2 separate regions of the Homo sapiens genome follow, and region 2 is linked to region 1. Evidence: chromatin loops called from intact Hi-C (ENCODE). Cell type or tissue: endothelial cell of umbilical vein. All regions are shown on one strand. Links, peaks and the distances in the headings refer to the core of each region. The heading gives the core; the rest is flanking DNA. Region 1 holds the start of LOC105370798 (a long non-coding RNA gene). Region 2 has its middle 62 kb from the start of TRIM69.

Evidence for each region. A loop is a pair of places that touch in the nucleus more often than their neighbours do. Peaks named below come from ENCODE experiments on the same cell type or tissue, not always from the same donor. Only the 100,000 strongest peaks of a DNase experiment are listed, where the experiment ranks them.
Region 2: it touches region 1 in a loop (4-fold over the local background); 5 of 110 quality-filtered maps call a loop at or near these places.

Annotation. Positions count from the first base shown.
Region 1 is chr15:44,851,364-44,856,749 of GRCh38, forward strand. LOC105370798 (a long non-coding RNA gene) reads left to right here and starts at 3,194. Exons shown (of 2, transcript XR_932185.3): 1 at 3,194-3,276; 2 at 5,300-5,386. It also overlaps the pseudogene SORD2P. In endothelial cell of umbilical vein, for the core only: a CTCF peak has its summit at 2,154 (motif pointing right); no DNase peak of the experiment used is centred there.
Region 2 is chr15:44,796,047-44,801,432 of GRCh38, forward strand. No RefSeq gene overlaps it. Among named protein-coding and RNA genes, the nearest start is that of TRIM69, 62 kb to the left of the region's middle. In endothelial cell of umbilical vein, for the core only: a CTCF peak has its summit at 2,955; a DNase peak (open chromatin) is centred at 2,955.

The sequences.
Region 1 (5,386 bases), core at 101-5,100:
GAGATGTACCCAGGCGCAGTGGCTCATGCCTGTAATCCCAGCACTTTGGGAGGCTGATGCGGGCAGATCACTTGAGGTCAGGAGTTTGAGACCAGCCTGGCCAACATGGTGACACCCATCTCTACCAAAAATACAAAAATTAGCCGGGCGTGGTGGCACGTGCTTGTAGTCTCAGCTACTCAGCAGGCTGAGGCAGGAGAATTGCTTGAACCCGGGAGATGGAGGTAGCAGTGAGCCCAGATTGTGCCACTGCACTTCAGCCTGGGTGACAGGGTGAGACTCTGTCTCAAAAAAAAAAAAAAAAAAAAAAAAAAAAAGAGAGACAGAGAGAGATGGAAATGTTCACAGCACCTGTCATGTGCCAGACAGTGGGCTAGACTCTATCCTCACCATACCACTTAGTTTGGAAATGAGAAACTCGAAGCTGGGAAGTTAAATAACTTGGTCAAGGTCATGCTACCAGAGAGTGGATGAAGCCTGCTTCCACTGTACCCTACTGTAGCCCCAAGGTGGAATATGACTTTTCTCCTTCAGGGGTGGTGCAAAGAGCTGCCAAACAAGTGATGAGAATGTCAGAGCTGAGCCCCATGAAGAAAACTCTGGGAGGAGGCACTGTTCAAAGCTTACCTCCTTCCAAAAGGGCCTAACTAGCTACTTTCATAGGCAGCCCCACCGCACTAAACAACACCAAAGGACAAATGCTGCTCGGTACTATCACCGTGCTTAGTGATCAGTGGCTTTTTATTTTTTCCTAACAAGATAATAAACACCTTGAAGCCAAAGACCACGCCTTCCATCTCTTTAGCACCAGGTACACTGCTTGGCCCCAAACTCAAGTGTTTGTACTTGTTAAATAACCACTATCCAAACTAGTGTTTCCAAGGAAGGTCAGAGGTTTTCACTTATGTCAAGTTACCAGCCCTTTCTGTTGAAGAGGCTCAGTGCTAATTTGAACCTCTTCTCCCATGAAACAAAGCTCAAAGCTTTAATGTTATTGCTGCCTAGCTGATATTGCTCAATGGCTTCTTTATGTCAGGTACGGTGTGCTTTACAGGCATTACCTCATTTAATACTCACAGAAACCCTACATGGTACATCCTACTATTGTCCCTTTTTCATATGATGAGACTGAGGAACCCACCCATGGTAACACTAAGGCAGTAAACGGTGGAGCTGCATCCAAAGCAGCCTGATGGGGGCAAAAGGGCTTAAGGGAGTTTTTTTTTATCTCTTGATAATTTAGACTGGCTACATCGGAAGGAAGGAAGGAAGGAGGGAAGGAAGGAAGGGAGGATGGGAGGGAGGGAGGTAATCAGTCTAGAAATAGCCACCTTATGATAGCTGATTGTCACCAAAACCTTCCTTAAAGTTGTTGCTGGTCCCACATCAGACATCAGTGACCGCTGTGTAAAGCGATCCTTCTGTTATACCAAGTGGATTTTTTTTTGTTTTTTTTACTTTAAGTTCTGGGATACATGTGCAGAACCTGAGGTTTGTTACATAAGTATACATGTGCCATGCTGGTTTGCTGCACCTATTAACCCATCACCTAGGTTTGAAGCCCCACATGCATTAGGTATTTGTCCTAATGCCCTCCCTCCCCTTGCCCCGCACCCCCCGACAGGCCTCAGTGTGTGATGTTACCCTCCCTGTGCCCGTGTGTTCTCATTGTTCAACTCCCACTTATGAGTGAGAACATGTGGTATTTGGTTTTCTGTTTCTGTGTTAGTTTGCTGAGAAGGATGGCTTCCAGCTTCATCCATGTCCCTGAAAAAGACATGATCTCATTCTTTTTTATGGCTGCATTATACTGCGTGAAATGTTGAACTGCAGGTTAAATTGAAACTAAAGACTAAGGCCTTTATTTCAAACATGGGAGAGCACCCCACCTTCCCTGCTAAAGGCACTAGTAGGCAAATTCACAGACACTGAAAGACAGTTCCACAGCATACAATTCATAGCCTTGCCTCCAGCCAGGCCAGACCTGAACGCCCCATTTCAAGGTGGAGAGGTGGTAAGACTAAAGCTTAGAACAACAGTCATGCACACCAAGTAGGCCCTGGGTCACTAGAGAGAACACTACTGTAAATATTTGTTCAAGTTAACGGAGCTGAACAACTGTGCTCCTACCACACAGCAAAGCTGCAGTGACTCTCCCAGACACTAGAGGGTGCTGTGCCCACAGCCTGTGCTGTGCCTATAACGGAACACGCTTGATGGAGAAGTTCAAATAAATTCTTCTCCCTGCACACCAACTTTCTTTTTCCATTCTTTTTCTGGCTGATTCTAATTACCCTTGCAACTCAGGCTTGTCTCCTGCCTCCTGTCTCTGTAGGAGACATGCTACCTGAGCACAAAACCATTTTAACATCAGCCTGTAGGTTTGTAAATATTGCCCTAAGCACACTGTGGAGACTACAATGTTTTAGGAAGTTACTGCAGCATGGTTGCTCAAAACCTTGCTTTTCATGTTTCCTTGCCATGATGTTGGCCACAATCCTCTGTTTGCTTAATCCTTTTCTGTCTCAGATACTCTTCCATTTATCCAATTTCTCATGTACCAAAGTTTCTTAGCTCCTCTGAGATCCCGAACTTTCACTTTTATCTCCACAGCTCCTTTTTTTCTCATTCCCAAGGGTTTTGTCATCTCAATCATATTCAAGGTTTCCTAAAGGAATTTCTTTCTTTCTTTATTTTATTTATTTATTTATTTATTTTTTGTAACTCATCAGCAGTCCCTGATGTCAGATGTCGCTGCACTCAGGCTAGAGTGCAGTGGCATGATCTCGGCTCACTGCAGCCTCGACCTCCTGAACTCAAGTGATCCTCCCATCCTCCCACCTCAGGCTCCCGAGTAGCTGGGATTACAGGTGCGTGCCACGCCGCGTGGCTAATTTTTTTCTATTTTTGGTAGAGATGTGGTTTCATCATGTTGGCCAGGCTGGTCTCGAACTCCTGGCCTCAAGTGATCTGCCTGCCTCTGCCTCCCAAAGTGCTGGGATTACAGGTGTGAGCCACCATGCCCGGCCGAAATTCTTATCTTTTAATGAGTGACTGTACAAGAGGGTAAAAAGGAATTGAGTAATTTTTCTTTACCATAGTTGTGTGAGTTTTCCAGCATATTTCACTTCAAGTCAGAAATACATATCTGAATCACATATATACTCTCCCTTCTATCCCCTTCAGCTCCTCCCGCTGCCCTACCAGCCCACTCCTGAAGTAACTCATGGAAATACTTCAGGAAGTACTCTCTGCGGGGACATGGAATCATCTCAGGTACCTCTCACATACTAAATGTTACCTTGCTTTTCCTAAATACATTTTTTACATTAGCCTAAATATATATTTTCTAGCTATGTCATCATTGGTCCCTTTTCCTCTACTTCCACCTGCATAACTGAGTTGATTCCCTCAACACGTCTTGCTTGGGTTGTAGCAACAGCCTCAACACAAGCAGAAATGGAAGGAAGATGCCTTTTCCCTCCTCCAGCCAACCTGAGTGGCACAGTGAACTCAGACTCTGGAACTGCCTGTCAACATGCAACCCAGGCTTCCCCCACCAGCTGCGTGACCTCAGGGTAGTTATGTAACCCCTGTGTGCCCCAATTTCCTCCTTCATATAATGATAATCATGAAAGGGAATGCCGACTCAGTAAATACGTTCACTCTTATTACAAAAGAAGTAAAATCAAAGTTCTTTTTCCATAATTAGTTCACACTATGGTTGAACCAACCCTGGACAATCTTGTCCTTTTGATAAGAGTAAAGCATGTTAAATAGAAATTACAGGAGGCCACTGTTTTGCTTCTGCACAGCGCCCCAAGAGAACAGAATTAAAAACCCAAAATGGAGCCACTCATACTAAAGTTCCACATCATCAAAGCAAAACTAAGTTCTTATATGACCTTCAGAGAAATCAGGAGAGATAATAGCCAAATATCCCAAACAGGCCAGTTTCAGTCAGCATGATAATAAAGTTCCCTCTACTTTAATCCTTACCAAAAAATAAAAAATAATGACCTGAAGAAACCTGATCTTAACCAATCAGTTATTTTTCTGTTGTTCTATTTCCCTGTTCCCACCTTACAAGGAAAATAACCGAAATGACCAATCTGCTTTTTCTTGTGTTTCTGCTTTCTTTAGCTCTTTTCTGTTTGTAAAACCAACCTCCTCTGTTTACCTCACTGGAACACAGGCTATTTTATGGAATGAAGTGTTGCCCAATTCTAGAATTGCAAATAAAGCCAAAGAAAATCTTTTAAATTAAATTGCAGTCATTTTATCTTTTGACAAGTATTTTAAATTATTTTGTGGAAAAGTTGTGTTCTGCATCCTGGATTCAACCAAACCTGAGGTCAAAAATATTCAAAAAATAAAAAACAGCAATACAACAATAAAACATAATGCAAATGAATAATATTGTATAACAATTATTTACAGAGCATTTACATTGTGTTAGGTATTAGAGGTAATCTAGGGGGATTTAAAGTAGATGCGAGGATGCATGTAGGTTATATGCAAATACTAGACCATTTTATTACATACAAGGGACTTGAGAATCCTTGGATTCTGGCATCCACAAAGGGTTCCTGGAGCCAATCCTTCCCCTACTCCAGGATACCGAGGACAACTGTATTCTCATGGTTTTCATATCAACATTAAGAAAATCTGACCACTCTACAAGGCTGGCATTTGGAAGAAAGTGAAGGGATTCTAGCAGTTTTTAGGCTTGACTCTGCCAGTTGTGGAAAGAGTGCAATGTGCTCCCACTGTCTTCGGGTGGGGGACAGCTAGCAGTGTGTGGGGAAAGTGCTAGTCTCATCCCAGATGCACAGCAGTCACCTGCTCCCTGCTGCCAAGCCTCCTGTGGGCCTGTGGAGGGCTGCCCTGCACACCTGCAGGGCGCAAGAGACCCTGTTTTTCTTCCTTTCCTCTTCCATTTTCCCTTTCCCTTGAGTGCCTGAAGCGTGTTTTAAGGGTGGGAGGAAAATTCAAAGGTTTCCCAATTGGCTATTTTGTCATGAGAGGCTTTGTTCTAGCCGTGTTGGTCCTGGCAAACTTGAGGTCAAAGTAGGAGGTAGAATTTCCTCCCAAGGTCCAATGAGCTGGTCTCCAGCCCAAGCTCTCCTGGCTCCATTCAACTTTGTTCTGCTGATAACAATCTTGCTGAAATGCAAATCTGTATCAAGTCACCAGTGACCCTGGAGACTCCTAAACCCCTCACCTGGTGGCCACCACACCCCCATTTCACCTCCAACTACACCCATTTCCCATTGCCTAATCCCTCTCCTTCTTTCAGATCCCGCAGGAGGTGGGAATTGAGGCATCTGGGATGACTTCTGAATTCCTACAAGAATTACGAGACACTTAGGTTTGGACATGCTGG
Region 2 (5,386 bases), core at 244-5,243, 55 kb before region 1:
ACAAAATTAGCTGGGCGTGGTGGCACATACCTGTAATCCCAGCTACTCGGGAGGCTGAGGCAGAAGAATCGCTTGAACCTGGGAGATGGAGGTTGCAGTGAGCCGAGATCACGCTATTGCACTCCAGCCTGGGTGACAAAAGCCAAACTCCTCACCAAAAAAAAAAAAAAAAAAAAAAAAGAAATTAAATTTAGTTTTCATTTCTATTAACTAGGTTTAATTCGGAAATCAGTAGATATAATTCTGTTAGATGGATGGATGGGTGGGTGGGTGGGTGGGTGGATGGATGGATGTGTAGATGGACCAACAGATTTAGATATACAGATGTCAGATTTGAGCAAAACCCTAGATCCTGGCCATGATCATACATCTGTACCCATGGCCAGGATCCAATGGGCCTCTCAATTTATCCTTAACTTGCTTATTTGCAATTTTATCCATCAAGTGATGCCACATGAGGAATTTAAATATCTGGACTAAGTAGGAGAGGTTATTGTTTGCTAAAGCACCACTGTCCCAAGCTCAAGAATGTTATGCTATTGGCATTTATAAGCCCAGTTCTAGGCATCATTATCTCAGTGGCCTTGAGACATTACCAGTCTATCTCAGAGATTCAGACTTGTCTCCTGATTGTATCTCTATCTCTTTCTCACTTCTTGGATGATTTACAATTACTTTCTCTCTGTCTGTTCCAGCACAACACTAACAAGTAAGGGCTCAGCTGACTTAGTCACACTTGAAGTCCATGAGAGGACTACAAGCCATTGATATCCAGTGCGTTCTGGATCAAGTTTTTGTTCCTTTTTTCATTTACCTGGGTGCTAGTCAAGCCTGAGGCTTAACTAATATGGGACCAAATTAAATGCTAAATGAATAAATTAATGAGCAAGGCTTAGATCTCAGTCAGACCTTGCAAGAAGGAAAGAGAGACCATCCATTAAGTTGAAGTTTAACAAATTTTAAGTTTGTTGTAAAATTTTTACTCTGATATTTGAAGAAGTAAGAGATTCATTCTTGGCACATACCTTCAGTTGTTTCTGTGAGGTTGGTAAATCCATTTTCCATGTTGTTATTATAACAGATCTGAGGACATTAATTGATATGTTTCACTAGAATGTGAGTTCTGATAAGGATGTCAGAGATGAATACAACACATTCTCCTGCAAATGCACTTTGGAAATGCCTTGTCTCACATATGGTATAAATTCTAATTGATATCTTTCACCAAGTATTCATTTACACCATGCTGTTTATGGCAGAAATTCCCTATATACTATAACTGTTGTCCAAATATAAGACTTCTCATGATAAATTTCTCTTGGCTTTGAATGTCAGGGGAAGTTTATGTCTTCTACACAACTGGTCTATGTGTTTTCGTCTGACAATAATAACTAGACAAACCATTGGATTTCCCTTTTTCTGTCTTGTCTTTTAAGAATTTCAAAGTTTGAGCATTAGGCTCCATTTCATTACCCCTCACTCCAGACTCCTAGTATATATTCCTACTGCTGACACTGCATGATTTCTGATCTTCATTTAGCTTTATTTCAGCTTTTCCATTGTTTTGAGCTTTACACTGAGGTTTGGAGAAGTTTGAGGGATGCCTCCATGAGAAACAGGAAGAATATATATTGTTAGCAAAGAGATACGTAACTTATTGCTTGAAGAGATTTGACAGTCATGTAGACTTGAACTAAAATATCAGCTTCAGTACTTGTTAAAAGTGTGAACCTGACTGAGCAAATTGCTTAAATTATCTGAACTTTAGTTTCTAAGAATAATAAAATTTTGTGAGAATTAAATAAGATAATGCATAGAGAATGCTTAGAATCCTATCCAGCACCTTGTATGTGCTTAATAAATGATATTTCTACGTAACAAATAAAAGCCATTGAGAGACAACTTTAATTTATACAAATAATTAAACAAGGAGTGTTTCTTGAATATAATAGAGTAGCTAAAGGTTCAGACTTAGAAATCACGTTATGTGGGTTCAAACCCCTACTCCATTATTTTCTATCTGTAACCTTAGGCGAGTTTTATTATGCCTTCATTTCCTTATATTAAATGACAATAAAAACAAAATCTACCTCATAGGGTTATTTTAAGGAGGCAACACAGTATAGATGCTTAAAAGTTTCCAGCACACAAGCATGTAATAAATGCTATTACTGCTTTAACTAGTATTATTATTAGTTGACTCTAGATTCAAACTAAATTTTTTAGAGATTTCTACTCCATTTTGGCCTCAAGAAAAACTGAATATAATAAATAATGAAAACTGAATTGGCCTGGGAATACAAAGATATTTTTTCTGGGTTTATTTTCACTTCCACACTGGGAGCTTTATTGATAACTTTAGAGATAAACATTTATGTGGAAGTAAATACACAACACAAGCCCAGAAAGGTACACACTGTAACTTTTTTATAACAGAAAGGAATTGTTGGGGATAATGTATTTCTCTCATGCTTCTGAGTCAAAAACCAAGCAAACTGAAATAGCCCAACACCATCATGATCGATTCCTTGTTTTTATTTCATTTTACTCTTTGCAATATGTTTTCATATTTAGTCATATCTCTTTTGATCCTCAAAGTGAGCCAAATAAGAGGACAGGACAGGTAGTTATTATCAATGATAAAGTGAAGAGTTGAGTGAAGTGACTACTCAGGGCCACCCAGTTGGCAAGTGACTGAGCTGGATTCAAAACCAGCTGTCATCCTTTTTCCTCACACTACACACATTGCCCTAAGTCAGACTTCCACACTGGAACTGTTTAATCTGTTAAAAAAAAAAAAAAGAAAAGAAAAAGAAAAGAAAAAGCTGATTCTGCAGTGACCACTGAGACATCTAAACAGAAGCCTCACCTTACCCCCCCTCAGGAGACAGGGCCATTGGACGGTCAGAGTGCCCCTTTCCTGTTGTTTCTTGTGCATCTGGATTCAGCACACAGCCCTGTCATCCCCCAGCTGTCCACTAAGCACCGCCATCAGCAATAAAGGAGTTACCACTTAATCTCTGGTACTTAAAATGGGAAATTGAAGCATATAATCACAGGATTAGAAACAGCTGAATCTAGGGACGCTGAAAAACCCTTTAGAACAAGTTGCCAAATAGTTTTGCTCTTTGCCAAAATATCTTTTCTCTTTATTTAACCCTTTCTGAGTTATAAGAGAAATGCAATTACAACCATGATATTCTCTACTAAAATGAACAGCTTCTGCTGTCTAAGAAAAAAAGGAAAGATTCAAAAATATACCTGTGACTATAATAGCTCTTGGGAGGAGGAAAAGCCCTCTTGAGTCATCCAGAGTCAGGCCACTTGGAAATTGACTATACATGTAGGTTGGGAACTAGGCTGGTTATTAAGCTACTGTATCTTAGCACCACCCACTCACCTGTTACTCTGTTACATGATTTTGAGGCTGGACTCCACAAATAAAATTTATCCTTTGCCATCTGGTTTCCTGTTAGGCTCTGCCAATAAAGGGTATTAGAGGAAGACTGCAAACCTAGAGGATGGCAAAGGGATTTGCCCCTTGCTCTTTGCTTTCTGTGTCTGTCAACATCCCCTCAGCAATAGTTCTTCACCCTAGCAGCAGCATTTGGGTCTAGGTCTTTTTTTTTTTTTTTCTAATTTCCAGAATCAGCCTCATTGGAGTCCCTGCAGAGACACCAGCACCAGCCAGGTGGCACCTCCTGCTCCGTGGTCTTGTTCTCAACTTTATGGGGCTCTTCATCCAAGCTTCTAGGTTCAACTAATCCACTCTACCCTTTGCTCCCCTGTTCTAACGGTGGAAGATATTTCCTGTAGTTTGCATATCTTTCTGGAGTTATAGTTTTCTAAATACCTGTTTAGCAATTCGATTCCCTATATTAAATTATCCCTGTTAAAATAACTGGAATGGTTTCTGTTTTCCTGATTGGACCTTGATGGATACAGGATCTAACTTTATTTGTATTTCAGATATAGGTTGGAATGGTCACTTTCCCAAAACTTTTATTAATTTATTAATCCAAGAGAACATATGATATGTCTGGCATTCTGCTGAGGACTGGGAAAAGAAATATAAGTGTCTTCTACTAATTTAGTCCAACAAACCATGAGAATACCCAGATAAACCCTATGCAATCTGAAGTGCTAAAAGAGATATATAAAAATTGCTGTGGATTTTTTAAAAAGAAAGGAGTATGCTATAACAAAAGTATCTTAGAAAAAAAATTTTTTTGAAACAAAAAAATGGGCTGGGTGCGGTGACTTACGCCTGTAATCCCAGCACTTTGGGAGGCCAAGGCAGGTGGATCACAAGGTCAGGAGATCGAGACCATCCTGACTAACATGGTAAAACCTCGCCTCTACTAAAAAATACAAAAAATTAGCTGGGCGTGGTGGCGGGCGCCTGTAGTCCCAGCTACTCGGGAGGCTGAGGCGGGAGAATGGCGTGAACCCGGGAGGCGGAGCTTGCAGCGAGCCGAGATTGTGCCACTGCACTGCAGCCTGGGCGACAGAGCGAGATTCCATCTAAAAAAATAATAATAATAATAATAAAATAAATAAATAAAAAAGGAACAATTAATTTTGTTAAGGAGGATTCAAAGACAGATAAATAAAAGAACCATACTGAAAAGATTGAAAATGAAGGTTTTAACATAGACACAGGGAAGGGAACAACACACACTGGGGCCTGTGGGGGAGAGGGAAGGGGGAGAGAGAGCATTAGGAAAAATAGCTAATATATGTTGGGTTTAATACGTAGGTGATGGGTTGATAGGTGCAGCAGACCACCATGGTCCACGTTTACCTATGTCACAAAACTGCACATCCTGCACATGTACCCTGGAACTTAAAATTTTAAAAAAGAGAGAGAGAATAAAAGAAAAATAAAAAAAGAAAAGAAAATGAAGGTTTTAAAGGGCCACGTGAATTTACTGTTTTTTCATTCTCCGCAAATTATCACAAGGACAAAAAAACCAAACACCGCATGTTTTCACTCATAGGTGGGAATTGAACAATCAGAACACATGGACACAGGAAGGGGAACATCACACACCGGGGCCCGTTGTGGGATGGGGGGAGTGGGGAGGGATAGATAGCATTAAGAGATACACCTAATGCTAAATGACGAGTTAATGGGTGCAGCACACCAACATGGCACATGTATACATATGTAACAAACCTGCACGTTGTGCACATGTACCCTAAAACCTGAAGTATAATTAAAAAACAAGACAAAACTGTAGTTGTTTTTAGTTTAAAATAGTTTAAAAACAACTATTAGCACTCTCAATTTTCATTAATTATATCCATAACTTAAAAACTATTAAACCAATCTGGCCTGTTGAATCTCTGCGTAATTCTTCCAGCCATTCAGATTACATTAATT